Linked DNA regions of Mus musculus: region 1 is linked to region 2. The links are chromatin contacts, found by POLR2A ChIA-PET in ENCODE. All regions are on one chromosome and are shown on one strand. The core of a region is the stretch at or near the end of the contact, and the rest is flanking DNA. Distances in the headings are between cores, read along the strand shown. Region 1 holds the start of Cdc14b (CDC14 cell division cycle 14B). Region 2 holds the start of Zfp367 (zinc finger protein 367).

Evidence for each region. ChIA-PET counts read pairs that join two places held with the same protein, here RNA polymerase II (POLR2A).
Region 1: POLR2A ChIA-PET joins it to region 2 with 13 read pairs in Patski. The contact joins the promoter of Cdc14b here to the promoter of Zfp367 in region 2. POLR2A ChIA-PET finds 5 or more read pairs at or near these places in 4 of 5 experiments (Patski and embryonic stem cell).

Annotation. Positions count from the first base shown.
Region 1 is chr13:64,273,590-64,277,976 of GRCm38, forward strand. Cdc14b (CDC14 cell division cycle 14B) reads right to left here and starts at 1,399. Exons shown (of 14, transcript NM_172587.3): 1 at 1,002-1,399. The coding sequence starts at 1,161.
Region 2 is chr13:64,150,636-64,155,169 of GRCm38, forward strand. It overlaps Zfp367 (zinc finger protein 367), which reads right to left and starts at 2,564. Exons shown (of 5, transcript NM_175494.5): 1 at 1,965-2,564. The coding sequence starts at 2,354.

The DNA of each region.
Region 1 (4,387 bases), core at 149-2,648, 120 kb after region 2:
GAACCCGGGCAAGGGTGTCTCCTCCTTCAGGGTCACACACCGGTAGACCTGGGCAGACACTAGTCAGGGGCTATAGTTAAAACAAGTCCTTCGTCTTCCTCCTTCAAACGCTAAAAAAAAAAACCCTTTCCTCTCCTCTCAGCTTCCTTTAAAAACCGGTCTTACTTTCTAGTTGCCCATTAATCTAGAATATACTTTCTACTAAATTTGTTTGTCTAAACACTTCCTAAATAAATAAATGTCACCAATCGAGAGCCCACCTAGCAAAGTCCAAGTTCAAGTCTTGGAAACCTTTTCTAAAAACCCCACCAAGAGGTGGACACCATCCGCCCCAGAAAACGCGGCACCTTCCTTCAACCGCGCAGGCAGCTATGCAGCTGACAACGCTTTTCCACGTACATCAGTACAACGAAGGCAAAGCTCTGGCTTCTCTATCAACCCCAGCAAACCGAGCGGCTGCCAAAACGGATTTCTTTCGTCTTCAAGAACTGAGACACCAAGAAAAAAAATCACCCTCGAAAGCGGCTATTCTACCCGCTCCGGCTGGCGGGGATTTCTCAAAAGTGACACCTCTGAGCTCTTAGCACGCTTGGTGGTTCAAACGCCATCAACGTGACACCTTTCTGGAGGCACGAGAGGGAGGGCAAAGATCCCTCAGGAGGCCTGAGAGGGCGCGACAGCGTGGGGGGCGGGGGGGGGGTGTCGGACGGCCGGGGGCTCGGGCCGGATCCCACGCGTTGCTAAGGCTCAGCGAGGCTTTGGGCCCTCGGGACAGCAAAGACCAGCGGGACTCAGCAGAGGCTCGGACTCGCGTGGGAACAACCGCGCCGGCTCATCCCGCGATGAGGTGGGTTCGAGGGCAGAGCCGCCCCGCTCCCGAGGCCGGACTCACTTGCAGGAGTGACCCCTCGGCCCATCTCCGGTAAAGTTGCTACCGCGGGCGCACGGGCGACTAGAGGCTCGAGGAGGCGCGAGCCTCGTGGGGGTGTGGCGGGGCTCACCCGTGATGTCCAGGTACAGGTCGTCCTGCTGCTCCAGGCGGTGCAGCTCCTGCGGCGTGGAGCTGCGGCTCTTCTTCACGCCGGGAGAGGAGGACGAGCTGCGGCGTGAGCAGGGGGGCGCGGTGGCCCAAGCCGAGCGCCGCTCGCTCTTACGCTTCATGGAGGCGGTCGCGGCCCGTCAGGGGACCGCGACCATGGCCCGGCAACCCGGCCCGGGTCCTCGCGCTGCGTCTCCCGCCGCCCGCGACCCGGGGGCCCCACAGCGCTGGCCGGTGGCTGGAGCAAAGCGCGCGCTCCCTGGGACGCTGCTGCCGTGGCGTCCGAGCTCAGCGGGCCGCGGCTCCCGGGGACCCCCAGGAGGGATGTTCCGTGGAGCTTCATTCACAAAAAGAAGGGCCCACAACCCTCCTCGGGGCCTACCGGCTCGGGCCGCTCATTGGTCAGTGCGGCGTGACGTCACGCAACTGGAGCCTTCCTACAGGCAGGTACTCGGTGACGCCATAAAGAAAAGTCTGAGCGCTTCCGCCAATCGGGCAGAAAGCGTGCTGGCGACCCCCTTGGTGGGACCCCTCTAACTTTTGTCTCTTGTGTCCAGGTGTTGACGCCTCAGTCCCCAGTTCCTCGAGTGAGTCTCCGAGTTCCTGCACAACCCTACCCTAATAACTCCACTTCGGATCTTTGAGATGGAATTTTTTTCTTTTTTAAGTGTTTCTTGGGTCTCCCCTGTAATTCGCGCCAAGGGAGCCTTGTCATGGCCGCCTGCTAGGAGAGTGTGTAGGCTGCTGAAACGGTCCTCAGCTCTGTGGACGCAAGGCAGAGTGGACCTCAGAACTTAGAAGTTCAGACCAGCGCCGTTTTCCCACCTATCCGATCGGATCGGATCGATAAGGGCTTCTTAGCGTCGGTGAAACCACCTGGAGATGCGATTTACCGCGGTGGTTTGAACCTTCCGACACCTCACCTCGGAACCCAGGAGCGCGCTAGCTCTCGCTGTGGGTAGCCGAGGTGGCCACGGTCCGACTTAGCACGAAGTGTTGGAGCATGTGGCCAGCTGAGCAAACGGCCTTTTCTCCTTTGGGTCTGCAGTGGTACCGCCCCATATTTTGCTACTGGGTTAAAAAGATATCAGATCTTTCTGGAACTTGACCATAGCTGCCATTTTGAAGAGCCCAGCTTCACGGTAGCATCTACTTGGGCGAGGAGACTGGAAGCAGTCGGTAGTCCCAAAGTCCCCATCGGCAGGACTGTAGTCAACAGCGATTTAGTCTGAAAGGGAAGTCAAGAGTCAGAGGGATAAATTTCAGTCCCTCCTCCCCTCCCCCAAAGAACCTCTCAGAAATGCAGATTTCACGAAGTTCCTTCCCCTAGGGAAGGCTTCTTTTGTTTTGAAGCCCTACCTTAAGCCTGCTGCTTCGGAAAAGATAAGATATGGGACTGGCTTTCCTTAGCCAGGGGCCCTTAAGAACCTGCTTGTTCACCTTTCGGGTTTCCATAGGACATCAACGAAGGCCTTACATTTAAAATGTCTGTAGTGTTAGCAAAAACTTTTGCCCAGGAAGAGAAAGTCCTTCACACGGTTCCAAGGACTCACAGTAGAAGGGCCACCAAATGTCACAATCAGAAATTTTATGAAAAGTTTTTTTTTTTTTGGTTTGTTTTTTTTTTTTTTAACCACCACTATAATCCATAGGATTACATGGAAGAAAGTGTTCCACTACACAGCCCAGACTGGGCTGAAAATGGCATCTGCCTCTCCAGTGCTGGGATTCCTGGTGTGAGCCACTGCAGGCACCTTACTGGATTCTCCCTCCCTCTCTCTCTCTCTCTCTCTCTCTCTCTCTCTCTCTCTCTCTCTCTCTCTCTCTCTCTCTCTCTCCCTCTCTCTCTCTCTCTCTCTCTCTCTCTCCCCCCCCTCTCTCTCTTGTGTGTGTGTGTCTAGTATGTTCCTTTTTTTTTTTTTTTTTTTGAGCTTTTGGGACTCAACCCTTGCTTGTGCTGGACCAAATGATCTACCCCAGCAAGCCACATTCCTGGCCCACATTCGTTACTTTTTGAGACTGGCTTAGTTGAATGTCTAACAGCCAAGTACTTTCCATACGTCAGTTGATTTTTCTCTCACCTTCAAATAGAATGCTTTGGCTAGATTCTGGCCACTAGAAAGTCTAACAAAATGCACATGGTTTAAATAAAGGGAAAAATCTTAGGTGTACATAGTTATGCCGTGTACGCATTTTCCTATTTTGCAGATGCATAGTTATGATCCTGCTGAAGTAATATTTTTAAAGCAAGGCTTTTTATTACTCCTAAGTATTCAGACATGTCTTGGGAACTAGAAGTCCATGTGCTAAACATATTCACTTGGGTGTGGCCACACTGCCTGTAATATCTGTACTTGAAAGTGGAGGCTAGGGGAACAGGACTTCATGGTCACCCTCTGCTACCGAAGGAGTTGGAAGCTAGCCAAGGCAACAACCAGATCCAGCCTCAAAACAAACAACAAAAACCAAAAAGGCCAGTCAGGTGGCACAGGGGGAAAGGCACTAGCCAGCAGCTATGACAATCTGAGTTTAATCCTCAGGAATCTACTCACTGGACGAGAACCAGTTCCTACAAGCTGTCTTTGACACACATCCCCTCCACACATACTAAAGAAATAAGTAAATGTAACCTCAAACTCTCTTTATGTTTTGTTTTCCTGTCATGTTTAGATAGTGGCGGAAAATACATTAGCTGATTTTCATTGTGTATATGTGTGACATTTCCTTTGAATTGTCTGATTTCTCTCCTCAGCAAGCTGACCTCTGAGTTCTGAGAATTTGGCTCTTTGGGAAAGAACCTGAGTTTGCGTGCATTGAGTACATTATTGTTCATTGTTTGGTCACTGATCATAGAATTGTAGCCTTTGAAAGCATGGGGGCCCGAGAAGGAGAAGCCCCTCACTCTGGAATATGACTGACATCTCTCCGAAGCTGAGAATCAAGAAGTTCAGGCTGGGGCTGGAGAGATGGCTGAGCAATTACCGGTGAATGCTGCTACCGTGGAATACCTCGGTTTGGTTTCTAGTACCCAGGTCAGGCTGGTCACAACTGCCTGTAACTCCAGCTTGGGGATCTGGCTACACCTGCATTCACACGCAACTACCCACCAGTGCACAGAAATAAAATTAATCTTTTTTTAAAACAGAAGAGTTCTGGCTTGGCTGGCTTCCAGGTGGCTCAGTGGGTAGTGTGTCGACCCTGTAACAATGAGGACCTGATCTAGAGTCCTAGTGCCCATGTAAAAAACTGAGTAAGTATGCATAATCCCAGCACTGGGGACACAAAAACAGGAGGGTTTCTAGTGTGGAGTGGCAACAGTCTAGCTTAATCAGTGGGAGACGCCTAACA
Region 2 (4,534 bases), core at 1,314-3,813:
GAGCTGCCCTTGAACCACTCCAATAATTAAAAAAAGAACTAGACTGTTATCAAATCAATTCTGAAAATTAAGTGTTCTGTGAGAAGGGGAAAATATACATCTATATCAGCCCTTTCATTTCCACATTACTTCTAGTATACTTCCCTCTGAAAGGGGTAAAGATGTAGAAACAAAACTCAAGCTTATGTACCGTGAGTACCGTGAGAACATGTACACAGATCTATGGAAAGAGAAGTCTGATTCAAGCCAAAAGCACACACCTATGATTTCATCTCTTTACAACAATTCTCACCAGCTCGAGACCGGAGGCAGGAGGATCTCTGAGACTGAAGCCACCTTGTCTACAGAGTGAGTTCCAGGACAGTCCAGGCTACACAGAGAAACCCTGTCTGGAAAAACAAATAAATACAAGCAACAGCAGTTCTCAACCTACGGGGTCCAGACCCCTTTGGGGGTCGAACAACTCTTTCACAGGGATCACCTAAGGTCATTGGGGAAAACAGATATTGACGTTATGATTCATAACTGTAGCAAATTTATAACTATGAAGTAGCAACGAAAATAATTTTATGGTTGGGGTCATCACAACTGGAGCTGTATTACAGGGATGCAGCACTAGGAAGGTTGAGAACCACTGATTTACGACAGTTTTTTTTTTTTTTTTGATAATCCAAAAATCAAATTGAGGGGAAAAGGGGACAGAGAGATAGCTCAATGGTTAAAAGCACTTGTTGCTCTTCCAAAGAACTTGAGCTAGATTCCCAGCACCCTCAAAGTGGTTCATAAAACTGACTTCAGTGTCAGTCATACACAAGTGCAGACACAATATAAATTAACTACAACTTTAAAAAGTCAAATACAAGAAACTTCCACGGTATTTTTGTATGTCACTTAACTGTACAATGCATTTTCTAAGGACTAAAATATTGAATTAATACAAAAGTTATAGATACCTAAAGTACCTAAGATGACATGTCAGGAGGGGCGACCTGAAGCCAGCAACAATAGCTGTTCCTTACACCAACGCAGTTTCTACTACCAACATCTCTACTGTTCTTTCAAATATGCACTGTGGTGCAAGTTTCAACTTTACTGCTCTATAATAATACCACTAGCTAAGTACCTACTTCCTCACACAAAACAGTTTCACCTTTTTGGCTACCGCCCATACACAATGTTACCAAACTTGCTTCAATTGATAAACTAGGCATCCCTTAATCCGCTGGGTAATTTGCTTTGCTACACCTGTAGCAAATCAAGTTATTCTGGCAGTCAACCAACAACAGAAAACTGCATATTTATCTTGCAATACCATGTATTCGACACACAGATTTACCGATACCTTCCTGAGCTCTGATGAATGTCCAGTATTAAGTCTAGCCCCATAAACACACTCCCGGTTCCTTCCGAGCACAGTCACCGTGTGCCAACACTCCCACTAGCTAGCTATACATACGATTTTCATGAAGACGCTTTAACAAACTCCCTAACCCTCAGCTGCTCCGGATGTAAAGGGTATAGTAGGGCATGGTGTCGCTAGCCTTGAATTCCAGCACTCGGAAAGTAGAACTCTGAGAGTCCCAGGCAGGCCAGGGATACAGTGCGATACTTGGCCCCCGCCCCAATGTGGGCTGGAGCCAAATGCTCACATCCTTCCTTCCCACATCTAAGCAGGCCGAGGCCGCGAGGTTACAAGCACAGCAGTGCAAGGCATCTGGACACAGCGAGCCTCCCCCTCATCACCCCGCTGCACCTGCTGCCCTCAGACCGGCCTTCGCGCCGCACCCGTCACATGACCACCTTGCCCCCAAAGGTCCGGTTTTGGCGCGCGGCAGTGACGTCAGCGTCCTGTCAGCCACCGCCCCCGCCACCCCGCTTTTCCTCTCCGGCCCCGCCCCGCTGGCGAGCGGCGCCGTTAACGGGCCCCAGGCCGCCCCGCGCCCGGGGCCGCCCGAGCCACTCACCTTGAGGTGGCCGCTGTCTGGGCTGCTCGCCTCCTCCTCGTCCTCCCCGCCCGACACGGCGGCCACGGAGGCGGAGGACTGAGGCGCACCCCGCAGCGTCGGGAGTTCAGCCGCCACGGGCAGTCCGGCTGAAACGACGCCGCCCGCCGCCCCCGGGCTGAGCGTCACGTTATGCGCGTTCTCACCCCAGCGCCACGGGTACACCATGAAGTCGCTGAAGCCGGGGCTAGTGGGGACGAGCGGCGGCGGCGGCTCGGGCTCCCCCACGCTGCTGCACGGAGGCGTTGCCGGCGTGGTCCTGATGACCGATACCAGTACGCGCTTCGGGGAGTCGTGGCAGAAGACGACCGGCGGCGGCTCCGCCATGGGTGCCGGGGCGCCGCGGATCATGCTGGCTCGTCTGCAGCCCTCGCGCTCTCGGCGGCCCGAGCTTGCCTTGCTCGCCCGCGCTGCTACGTCTCGGCGCCTCACAGCCGCCGGCTCATGGCAGGCGGCTCCGGGCGATCAGGCTGCAGCAGCGTTGCTGACAGGAAAACGGGACGCGAGGCGCCGAGTCCCCGAGAATAACAACCTGCCGCCGCGGTCCCCGCTTCGGCTTTTCCCGCGTTACATTTCGCGCCTGGGCGGAACCAGTCACCGCGAGGACCCTGCGGCTGGCCACCGCGACGAGTGACAGGTCGCGAGAGCCAATAGCCGGGTCCAGGCTGTGTTCCGTCCGGAGGGGGCGGAACCAATTCGAGCGCGGGTCCTTACTGCCACGTCATTGGCCGCCGCTCTCATACTTTTTTGTCTGGAGGGCCAACTGCGTTCGAAAGTCTGTAGGAGCGCGCGTCTTGTCCTGACACACCCGTCGGGAGCCCCACCCTGGCCGGATGACTCCTGCGAAGGTGGGGAGGGGGAAAGAGGCTGTTGATTGGAGGAGCTGCGGGAAAGGGGCGTGGTGGTGGGCGGGGCGAGCATGCTGGGTCCCTCCCCCACCAGAAGAAGAGGGGGTGTAAAGAGGGTAGGAGTCTGGAGAAGTTGCAGTGGAGAGGGCCCTCCCCATCGCCCCACCCAATCCGCCCCCTCCCGCGCGCAGCCAGTTTAAAGGGCTGAGGCCGCGCCCGTCCCACCCCACCCCACCCACGGCTGCTCAAGGCGCCAGCAAAGCACCACTTCTTTTTGGGCGTTGGGGGGTTGTTGTTGGTTTTGTTTTGTTTTTCGAGACAGGGTTTCTCTGCATAGCCCTAGCTGCCCTGGAACTCACTTTGTAGACCAAGCTGGCCTCGAACTCAGAAATCCACCTGCCTTTGCCTCCCAAGTGCTGGGATTAAAGGCATGAGCCACCACCGCCCGGCTTGTTTTTGTTTTGAGACAGGGTCTCTATAGAGTCCTGGCTGCCCTGTAACTCCCTATGTAGGGACCAGGAGGGCCTCGAAGTCAGAGATCCCATTCGCCCCCCCCCCTCCATACACACACACACCCAGTACTGGGACTAAAGACGTGAGTCACCACTCCTGCCTAAGGGCATGGGTTCTTAATGTGAGTCCCGTGACCAGCCCTGCTACGGTTCCCGGACTATTGGTTCTTGCTGCCAGGCTCGGGACCGCGGTGGGACGCATGAGCAACCATTCGCACAGTAGTCAGCTCCCGGTCGTACTTGCTTGCAGTGTTTCCCAGGCAGTCTGATGGTGGTAGCAGTTCAAAGATTTTTTAAAAATCTCTTTAGAGGCTAAAGGATAGAACTGGCAACTGGAGCTCATTTGCTTGCTGCGTTTCCCAGGCAGCCTGTTCCTAGTAGAGACTCCATAAAGATTTTTATATCTGAATGAGTATCCAGTGGTTAAGCGATAGAACCGGTAACTAAACTCCATCAAATACAAAGCTATGCCTAAATTAATTTAGGCACCAGAGTGTTGTTTTAGAGAAAACTGCCTAAATTAACAAATCAAAGCAGCCAATAGTGTGACCTTATTTTTAGCCACATCTTTATTTTGGGTAAATAAACTATACCTAGCAAGATACCGAAGTCAAATTTGACTTTATGGAGAGAAAGTAACTTGTGAACTGAAGTGAAATGTTTCAAGAAGATACATTGAGTAATTTGTATCTTTGAAGTGGGACAAGTAAAAGTATCTTTAAAAAAAAAAAAAAAAAAAAAGAACAAAGCAGCCAGAGAAATGGCTCCATGGTTAAGAGGACTTGCTGCTCCTCCAGGAGACTTGGGTTCCAAGCTCCCAGTGGTGGCAGTATGTGACTTCAGTCCCAGGTGATCTGCTTCCCTCTTGTAGCTTCCTCTGACAATGCATGCACATGATACACATTCAAGGAAGCCAAACACTCATATACATTTAACATTTTAAATTGGATTTCTTTTCTGGAGGCTGGCTGGGTACCACAGCTTGTATCTACTGTATGGGGGGGTGGGGGGCGGGACGGGAAATACAGTCTGATTTTAATAGTCAATCTGGAAACGGAAAGTTCAGCTTTTGTTTCCCACAATGGGATAATATTGTAAACGACAACAGAAACCTTACTACATTGTTTCAAATCCACTAAAATACTTTGTTTCATAGTTGATAGTGAAAGTT